Regions from separate parts of the Homo sapiens genome. Here region 2 is linked to region 1. The links are chromatin loops, found by intact Hi-C in ENCODE. Cell type or tissue: IMR-90. All regions are shown on one strand. Each heading gives the region's core, and the rest is flanking DNA. Links, peaks and the distances in the headings are about the cores only. Region 1 overlaps LINC00707 (long intergenic non-protein coding RNA 707). Region 2 has its middle 55 kb from the start of LINP1.

Region 1 (5,368 bases), core at 1-5,000:
CTATTGACATTTTTCTGGGCAAGGAAGAAAAATGTGTTCACCTGCCTTCCAGGGCCCTTTTATATTGCCCTAAATTCTGCTACTTGTTCTCCTATTCAATCTTGTATCAGATTTCCTTCTCAGAAAAAAAAAAAAAAAGGCTGACATGAAGAATAATTCATATTCATAGAGTCAATTCTGCTGAAAATAATCCCTAGGGCTTTAAAGCACTGCATCCCGAATTAAAATGCTCTGGACGCTCAGGGTTTGGGCTTGTGTCTCTCCGGGGATGCCATTCATGGTTTATGCATATTAGGTTATTTTCCAAATTCTGCTGTTTTGCTCTGGAAAACAGATTTAAAAATCCAGTTGAGATACATCTGGAAGACTTTAAAAACTGGGAAAGATTCTCATCTGGATGGGATGGTTTAAGTGTGATGCTGCTTGAATTTGGAGCCAACGGCCATAAGATCTTTCCAGGCCGTTTCCAAGACTTGAATTTTATAATACTATGAATATCTAACCAACAATCCCCTCAGGGATAGATTTCAAAATTGGACATTATGTGAAAAAAAAATCAATTAATTTTTTTTTTTTTTTTTTTTTGATGTAGTAGAAAGGCCCTGAGCTGGGATTTTTAAAATATGGCTTCTTGTCCCAGCTCTCTCCTAATTAGATGAATGACTTGGGAAGTCACGTAACCTTCATGGGCCTCAGTTTCATTGTCTGCAAATGAGTATTTGCTTGATAATACCCAATGTCTCTTTGAATTGCCTGTCCAATAGAGGTTTTAATTATTTATTTTCCATTTGTCCGCTTCCCTCTATATTCCATTGTCATTTCCTGGTCCTCATTCCAAGTAATGCATTGATTCTGGCTTCTCCTCTCACTAGCTGTGCAACTTTAGGCAAGTTACTTAACCTTTCTGTGCTCGGAAAAACAGTCTTCATATTGTCTGCCTCATAGAGTATTGTGAGGATTAAATGATTAATGCATGTGAATTGCTTGGCTCAGTAATAAGTAAATAAATGCTAGCCTCTATTCATTATTTTCAATAGACTGGTTTCATTTACTCAAGAGTATAGCTGATGCACTTTATTCCTGGATAACAAGGATAGAGTTGAGGTCATTATTATCAAGAGTGGCCTCCATTTATTGAAGAAAAGTAAACCTATTAGATTATTGACTCTTTTTCTCTTGCCTAGTCTCAAGTCATTGATTCAGGAGCTCTGCAGAGTAACATGAACTTGAATATCTCTTTCCATCCAGAGCTCTTTCCCTACCCTTGTGTGAACACACAGAATGAATCGTGAAGGTCTGATCTCAATTCAGAGACCTTGAAAGCAAGATCAAGCAGAGGCTTGTCTTTGGCTCCCCCAAGTCTGCAGTACAGGTTGGAATAATCAACATTCAATTGTAGGAAAAAAATGCATAGATTCCAAGTGAAACACTAGTATCACTGAGTAATAGGTTTTAGGAAAATAGATTCAATTATTTGGGGTGATATAATTACACACTACATACTGTAAAATGCTCAGCTCGTAAGTGCACACAGTATGAGTGTTGACAACAGTATACACTACCTGCCCAATGCCCCAGTTGGAATGCAGCGTCAATTCTAGGAAGTTCCCTGCGCCCCTGTCTATCAGGGGGTCTCCTACATCAGCAGCACCTATGATTTTGCTTCCTATCCCCATAGATTAGTTTTGCCTGTTCTTGAACTTCCTATAAATGCACTTTTTGGGTCTGGCTTTTTTTACTCAGCCTAATGTATTTGAGATTAATCCCTGCTGCTGTATGTATCCACTCATTCCTTTTTAGCGCTATGGAGTTAGTATTCCATCGTGTGACTGTACTGTTAATCTGTTTATTCCTTTTGCTGCGCATGGACCTTTGGGCTGTTTTCCTTTCATGCTATTATGAATAAACCTGCCAAGAATGTAGAGAATGACTGCTGCAATGAAGTGATTTTTTCCCTGAACTTTGAAAGTTTTCTGCCATGCGATTATATTTTCTTAAAAAATGAAAGATTTAAAATGCATCTCAAGGTCAGCTCAAGTCTTCCCTCTTTCATAAAGAATTCAGTTCCTCCCCCTAGGGCCCCCAGGCTTCTTTTCTGAACAGCTTTTGCGCGTGCCCACGCACAAATGCAAGCGTTTCGCACACTGCCATCGTGTGGCTTGCTTTTGGACTCTCTTTTAATATTCCTATTGTCTCTTGTGAAAGAGGCTTATCTCCTTCTCAAAGGAAAACTTTGTACATCTAGATATATTTGACAAGTTTGTTTCTGATGATTGTTTTTAGTGGGTCTTGGCCATTGAGAGGGGAAGCTGTTAAAGTAGTAGAAAGATGAAACAAAGGCGTGGAGATAACATGAACTGCTCTAATCAGAGCCCGGACGCAATGTCCCATCCAGTGATTCCAGGGCCCCTTACTCAGGTGAAGGGAAATGCATTGATTTGGAATTTCTGTTACTTGCCCTTTCCTTCCCAGTTCAGAGCACAGGCCTGCTGAAACTGGCTTCACTGTAACTATCCCCAAATATTTCCCTGTGCGCCCCCAGAGCACGCTATTGGAGGAATGTCTGTAAAATCCCTATTCAGACGATGTTCTCTCAGTGGGATGTAAATAGAAACCTAGCTCTGATTGTGTTCATTGTCACAGCACAGATGGGGGTTTCTAGCCTTTAGATGTTGTGTGGTGTGTGCGTGTACTTGTTTGTGTGCGATGTATATGTGTGTTTGCACATGCTTGTGTGTGTGTGCTGTATATTCGTGTGATGTGCAGTGGTGGGCATATATGTGTGTGTAGTGTGTGGTGTGTGTGGTATTTATATGTGTAATGTGTGTGTGCATGTGGTGTGTGTATTTTGCGGGCATATGTGTGTGTGGGAAATGAATGTGTATCTGCGTGTGTGTGTAGTATATTTGTAGTATAGTTTTGTGTGTGTGTGATGTTTCTATGTATATGTGCACGTGTGGTACATGTATTTTTGTGTGCATATGTATGTGTGTGATGTGTGTATGTGTGGTGTGTGTATTTTTGTGTGCATATGTGTGTAATGTGTGTGTGTGGTGTGTGTATTTTTGTGTGCATATGTGTATGTAGATATGTGTGTGCCTGCAGATTTGTGTGTGCATATGTGTATATGAGTGTGTGTGTGCATGTGTGATGTGTTATTGTGTCTCTGTGTCTAGTGTGTACTTGTACACACAAACATGCATGTACACACCTGCACACATCTCTCTTCAGTTCTAAGAGGAGTGATGAAAAAACAGAATTGCTAGGATTAAAAGTGGGAATTGAACAATGAGAACACATGGACACAGGAAGGGGAATATCACACTCTGGGGACTGTTGTGGGGTGGGGGGAGGGGGGAGGGATAGCATTAGGAGATATACCTAATGCTAAATGAGGAGTTAATGGGTGCAGCACACCAGCATGGCACATGTATACATATGTAACTAACCTGCACATTGTGCACATGTACCCTAAAACTTAAAGTATAATAAAAAAAAAGTATCATAGAAATAAATGAGTGAGTTGTTTAGTTATTTGATGATAGAATATCAGCTCTGGCTGCTGAGTAGTGAGAACCGGAGGGGCGAATCCCTAGAGAATGTTATGTGTTCTTCTCTAAAGCCCACAGAATGGCCATGCTCCCACTCTTCCATCCTACTTTTTCTATCAGTCTTCCCTTTCGTAATTGCTGCCTTAGATGGCCTGAGCTTATATATTAAGATCATAGTTTCTTTTACATTTGTTCTTCATTCACGTATTTTATTTTAATGAAAGCGTGCAGAAGAAAACCTAAAAGTACTTTAAAAGCAAATATTTAATGAGTCTTTAGTTAATGGTAATGAATAGCCCTATAGAAAAGAAACATTATTTTCACAATGTTAGAAACACAGTAATAGTTTATCAAAGCTTTATTAGAGTGCTTAATTTAAGTGTTTCAAATCAGAAAGGGTTTTTATAAATGTATTCAAATGTTAAGTAAGGCTGGGCACGCGGCTCATGCCTGTAATCCCAGCATTGTAGGATGCCAAGGCGGGCGGATCACTTGAGGCCAGGAGTTCGAGACTAACCTGGCCAACCTGGTAAAACCCCATCTCTACAAAAAGACAAAAATTAGCTGGGCATGGTGGTGCATGCCTGTAATCCCAGCTACTCGGTAGGCTGAGGCATAAACCCGGGAGGCAGAGGTTGCAGTGAGCCGAGATGGGGCCACTGCACTCCAGCCTGGGCAACAGAGCAAGACACCATCTCAAAAAAATAAAAAATTTAAGTAAGCATAAAACTAAAATTAGAATTTTATTCTTGATTTTTATTATATATGGTAATGTAGTTTTACTGAATATCAACTAACAGTAAATTCAAAATAATGTTTATATATTTTATTATCATGAAATATTACCTATTTATTGTAGAAAATTACAAAATAAAGATTAGCAGAGAGAAAAATACTTACCAACTCAAGAGGATTTCTGTAGGAATTATGGCACATAATAGATATGTGTATACTTTTATGTATATATTATTTATAGAAACAGATATAGAAAGATAAATACTAATATATATGGGTATATGTTTGTATATGTGTAGGTATTTATAATATGATATTTATGTATATGTATATGTATATATTTATGGATATATACACAAAATAAACTGATCATACACTTATTTTTTTCACTTATGATAGGTTATAAACATATTTACATATCAATAAACATTCACCTACAGGATTGTCAATAATGTGAATGGAATTTTCATTCTAACAATGCTGTATATACACACAATTCTCTTGGTAGAATTATTAGGTTGCTTTCAGTTTTTAATTATAAAAAACCTATTGTGAAATTTTGCTTCTAGATGAGATGAAATAACAGAAGCCAGGTTTACCACCCCCCCAACTAAAAAATGAGACAAAATATGAATCAATGGTTTTTGAGACATTGGATATTGGACATCGGACATCAGTCATCAAAGGAAAGAGATGAGAACAAACAAAGCTAAGCCCCAGCTTGTAGTCTTAAAGGGATTCAAGACCACAGTGAAGAAGGGAAAACTCTGACAGAAACTGGCAGACTCCCTGACTTGTTAAGGATGATGTCTGGGGAGATCAGAGTGGTGAGAGTTCACAGCAGAGAGCACTGGGAAGGAGAGAGCTGCATAAAAGAAGATTATGGATGTCTGCAGGCCATCCTCCTCAAGTGTTTGGCAGAGCACTGATCAGAGCATGCATGTGAGGAAACTACCTGAGTCTTTCTTTCTCTGGAAGAAAGAACCACATGAAAAGATTAGTGGAACTGTAGCTGGAGCTCACATGAGCCTGGGAATAGTATCCATTTCCTCCAGCCAGGTTGGAAAATTTCCTAATTCACA
Region 2 (5,397 bases), core at 345-5,344, 100 kb after region 1:
GATCATTCCACTGCACTCCAGCCTGGATGACGGAGTGAGACTCTGTCTCAAAAAAAAATAAAAATAGAAATTGAAAATTTTAAAAAAAAACTTAAAAAGTAGATCAGGAAGAGTAGTAGTTATTATTTTTAAGAAAAGAATATTAACATATTGGAAATCTGAAGCCTATCCACAGGTAGAATTGGCAGCTGGATAATTTCATACTGGTAAGAAGAGAATATTGTGTTGACCCATCTGTTCTGCAGCAGAAAGGGCGCTGGGCTTGAGAACATCCTCTCTTTAATTACTGAAGTCTCCAACATCAGGACCAGCATGTTTGCAGATTTTCTGCAATTTCAACTACTCAGGGCCAGAATCTTTCTTACAAGAAAAGTTTTCCTAATGTGTAGGGAACTTGTAAAGGTCAACATTTTGGTTACTCTCTTTGACTGAAAAAGCAATAAAACTTGGGGTGTCATACAAAATGAATTGTCACTCTATTTAAATACAGAGTAAACATCTTTCTATGGAATACATTAGTTCTCCATATTTTTCCCTATTAATGTGCTTAGCAGTATTTATTCTTTTAATAGTTTTTTGTTTGTTTGTTTGTTTGTTTGTTTAGTAGAGACGGGATTTCACCATGTTGCCCAGGCTGGTCTCAAACTCCTGACCTCAGGCAGTCTGCCCGCCTCAGCCTCCCAAAGTGCTAGGATTACAAGCATGAGCCACTGTGTCCAGTCAGATTTCGTTTTATATTGCCATGATCTAAGAGTTTACATTTGTCAGTATTTCCTCTATAACATACCATGACATCTGAATGACTTATTTCTCTTGGCAACTGTAAGATGATAATGAAATTGATCCTTTCTCTTCACATCCATGAAAAGACTTTACTTCCCTGAATGTCAGCAATGGTCCCTGTGGTTATTTTTTGGGAACTCAAGAGTTTATTTGTGAAAATGCCCAGATAATCAGCTGCCCTTCCATAGACTTCTTTCTCCTGGAGTTCCCTCTACAAAGGCTCCATGTGAAGTAATCCCTGTTTATACTATTGGTGTTCACAGTCAAAAACATTTCACCAAGCAAATGCAAGCAGTCACGTGAAAAGTTTTTTGTTGCTGTTTTGTTTTTTAAAAAGACAGAGTCTCATTCTGTCACACAAGCTGGAGTGCAGTAGCGTGATCATAGCTCACTGCAGCCTCAAACTCCAGTCGTCACTCAATTCTCCTGCCTCAGCCTTCTGAGTCACTGGGATTACAGGTGCACACCATTGCACCTGGCTCCCAGTGAAAAGGTTTCATCTGTTTAAGTCCCGTCTTAGCTCTGGCTGCCACAACAAAACACAACAGATTTGGCAGCTTACATAACAGAATATATTTTCTGACAGTTCCAGAGGCTGGAAAGTCCAAGAACAAGGTGCCGGCTGATTTGGTCTCTGGCGAAGACTCCATTCCTGGCTTATAGATGGCTGTGTTCTCACTGTGTCCCTGCATGGAAGAGCTCTGTTTATAAGGACACAATTCTACCAAGTTAGGGCCCTATCCTTCTGACTTAATTTAACCTTAGGTACCTTCTGAAGACTGTATCTCCAAATACAGTCATATTAGGAATTGGGGCTTCAACATATGAATTTTTGGAGAGGACACAATTCATTCCATAGCAGTTACCCGTCCACAACACACCTGCATATTATAAACAAAGGGTTGACTTCTATCCCCCATGCTAATAGAGAGATCACTCAAACAAATAGTTCAAAATGGGAGTATGGCCTCTAAACTATTTATATCTCACATTGGACTAAATTATGCATTTGGTTTTACCATTTGTTGTGTTACCTAAGATTTACCGTGCTGCATTTTAAATTTTACTTGAGTTGTTGTTAACAGTAAATCATGTCCCGTGAGCATCTGCCAATTGAAAATAAGTGAAGAAAAAGTTTTCAAACATAATCAACAGGGTGCCTAAGCTATCCAAGGATTGTCAACTCACTGTGTCATCTTCCCACTCTTTATTTATTCTTGAGATATTTACTGAGACCATGTTGGGCGAGGCCCTGTACTGGTCTCTGTGATGGTATCTTCAGAAGCTTTCACTTTAGTAGACAACGTAAGTCACACAACTAAGTAACGGCACGCATGGTAGAAAGTGATATGTTCTGTAGGAGAGATATAGAAAAAATTGTCCCGATATAGAAAAAATTGTCCCTATGGCAGTTTAAAGAGGGAAGAGAAGCTTCAAAGGAGGTGATGGGCAGACAGCATTTGAAATAGGTCTTAAGTGATAGGTTGAATTTGGACATTTGGAGATAACGGGTAAAGAAATGCCAGGCAGAGGAAGCAGAATTCATTTGAAATAAAGTTAACTACTCTTGAAGAAACTGCATATCTGTGCTGTTAATTTAGAGCTCTCTTGTAATGTGACTACAACTTTGGCAACATGAAGAGATAAAAACGATACTACTCACCAAAATGCAAATTCTGACCCATTGAATAATAAACTGATTAATAAGGCCATCCCTGAGAAGAATGTCTTTTGTTCATATAGCTCAGAATAAATTGTTGCATGGTAACAATGGAACCAGCCAGTTCATTGCACTTCCCTCCCATAGACTGAGAATGAAGCTTTCTTGTTACTAGATTACATTTTTGAAGAAAGAAATATATATATATAATACTGCCCTTTAGAAGGAAAGCATAATTTCCATTCCAAACATTGGTTTTGGGTGGCAGACACACACACTCATTAGGACAATTCTCTGTGGCATAATCAACATTGCTGTTGAATGTATTTCTGATGGAAAAAAAATCCCAAAAATACACTTGAACTTGTATAATCTCTGAAAAATTATACCTTTCTTTAATGTTTTACCCCCAAAATTTCTTTTGTAGTTAATGCCCATGATGAATCAAATAATGAACCAATGAGTTAGCCTAAACACAAAAGGGCCAGAAAAAGAAAAAAAAAAAGAACTATGCTAATAAAAAAGATCAGAATATGCCACCCTTAAATATGCCACTTTGACATAAAAATTATTTGAGCTGAAGGCACTAGAGAAACAGCAGATACAGGAAGAATTCTCTGGCCTTCCTCTTTCTGCCTGAAAAACAGGGAATACATTTTTATTTGTAAAGGCGTCTCCCTCTCCTGTACCAGGAAGAGGAGAATGACTCTTAATCATGCAACATAACGCTTATCACTAGAGACTTGCGTTTGAATTAAAAAAAAAAACTTACTAAATAACCCTTGTCTATATATAATATATATTTTATATATATATAATTTTTTCCACAATTTATCACACCTAGAAACCCCTTTTCTTTTGTCACTTCTTCACAATGTATCACCCTTTGTTAAAATAGTATATAAGCTCTCAAACTTAACCATTTCTTTGGGATTTCACTTCTTTTCTGCAAAGCTGCCACATGCATTTGAAATAAAATGTTTTTTCCTGTTACTCTGTATTTTATCAGTTTGATTTGCAAGCTCCAGTTACAGAACCTAAGGTGATAGAAAGAAGTTCCCCTAGATTGGCAACATCATGACTATCCAATAAATGTTTGTAGAAAGATGCCAACAGCCTTTAGGTACTCCCAAAGGATCAGATAATTATTAGATCTAGGAGGTGGGGTCGGGAGTGGAGTATCTCGAGACCATGCCAAACTTCTCTTTACCAATGAAGAAACAGGGACTGGGAGTCTTATTTGTGACACACAGCCCAAGCACTCACCGCGAATTTACATTTAAGTTACCAATTAGAGGTATGTTTGCAAAATGAGTCTTCTGACTGCATTGCAGAATCCTTTCTGCTATTCCCTGGTGCCTCTCAACTCACACAACCAGAGAAACCCAGTTTAACCTTTTTTATTTGTGTCTGTTTTTAACACATGTATGTTATTCTTATTTGATTACCAGTGTGATAGAAAATATCCATAGAATCCTGAGATGAGTTGGGCAGATAATAAATCTCGACTTGCTGGACGCTTAGACTTGGAGGACTTCCTTTGAACACAGAAGTACGTCCTGCCATTTGAAGATTTGAAGATGCATGTGAAAATGAGATTTTTTGAGGTTTTGTTTCCCAGGCAACTGCTCTCAATTCAAGATTGGATGTGAGCATTAGAATCCCCCCAGAGGTACTCTCCCCCTCCCACCCTCATCCTCTTTACTGCAATGAAGCTGTAGACTCAGAGGACCCAGCGTTCTAGCCTCCTTTGGAGACTGAAAGCAGATGCAGAGAAGGTTAAGAAATGATGCGAAATTCGTAAGCATAAAATGCCTGCAGGCAAGCAAAGCATTCTAAAAACATTCAGTGCCGAGAAAAGGCACGTGTTGACCAACGTATGGGGAGGCTAGAAAAGATGGGAAAAGAAGCCATTCTGTCATCGGTCATAACCTTCCAATATCATTTTATCTCAGCAGATAATGGAACAGGGAAAGCCAGGTTTTTCAAAGCCATAAAGTAAAGCTTTAGTAGCTGAATGACAACTAAATTGCTGTCGGGGTGGTTTAGCACAAAACAAGCCACTACTGTTCTCTGTTAAAACAGTTCCTGAGATTTGCAAGCCAAGGAATCCAAAATCACCCAAGCAGTCAACATGACTTAAAGATTTTCCAGTAGTTTCAGGGCCCATTAAATTTATGTAATATCTACAATATCAACTATGAAAAAAATGTTTTGTATTCATGGATAAAATGTAAGTGGCTACTTCTCCAGAAAAGAGTATATGTCTTTTCTACCAGAAACTTCAGCTTTTTGAAGCAATGGAGAGTTTCACAGTGGGGGGGTCTGGCGGCATGGGACATCTTAAACTGGTTATTTCAAAGGTATTTTTTTCTTTCTCAATGTGATCATGGCACTAGACTTTAGATATAAATCATAAGAAGCACATGTCGAATTTGACATTGGTAAACAAAAGTAACCATTGAGCCCCTAGGAGTTAGAACATTTTCTTGGCAGGTTAAAGGTAAAAATGTGTTCTTTAAAAGAAAGATCCAGATGAAAGTATTTGTCATTAAACTTTCACTATTTCTCTCTCTCTCCACACACACACACACACACACACAGTTATCGATCTATCGCTTCTTCTATCAAGTGTATTTCTGAGAAATAGTCTAAGAATATCTAGCTTAGCAATTCTTTTCAGTAATGAAGCTTGTGTAGAAGAAGAGGTATGTGTGATGTGAATTCTAGACTATTCTAGAAGACTATGAGCTTTTTTCTGAATTTCAAGAAATCTTGCTATCTTTTCTTGATGAAATTAACCTATATACCACTACCCTGTATTTTCTGTGGAGCTAAGATAATAAGGTCCTCAAGTTTTCATTTCCCAATAATTTTTCTAATTTCTTTTGTTTCATTTTGATGCCAGGACCCACGAGACTGAGAGAATTAGCTATTGAACTTTTCAGAGAGCT

What was found. Peaks named below come from ENCODE experiments on the same cell type or tissue, not always from the same donor. Only the 100,000 strongest peaks of a DNase experiment are listed, where the experiment ranks them.
Region 2: a loop joins it to region 1, with 2.3 times the contacts of the local background. A loop is called at or near these places in 2 of 110 quality-filtered maps.

Annotation. Positions count from the first base shown.
Region 1 is chr10:6,783,422-6,788,789 of GRCh38, reverse strand. All of the region lies in intron 2 of LINC00707 (long intergenic non-protein coding RNA 707), which reads right to left. Among named protein-coding and RNA genes, the nearest start is that of LINC00707, 6.5 kb to the right of the region's middle. In IMR-90, for the core only: a CTCF peak has its summit at 2,155 (motif pointing left); DNase peaks (open chromatin) are centred at 1,869 and 2,119; H3K4me3 peaks cover 349 bases; H3K27ac peaks cover 1,036 bases.
Region 2 is chr10:6,679,625-6,685,021 of GRCh38, reverse strand. No RefSeq gene overlaps it. Among named protein-coding and RNA genes, the nearest start is that of LINP1, 55 kb to the left of the region's middle. In IMR-90, for the core only: no CTCF peak of the experiment used is centred there; no DNase peak of the experiment used is centred there.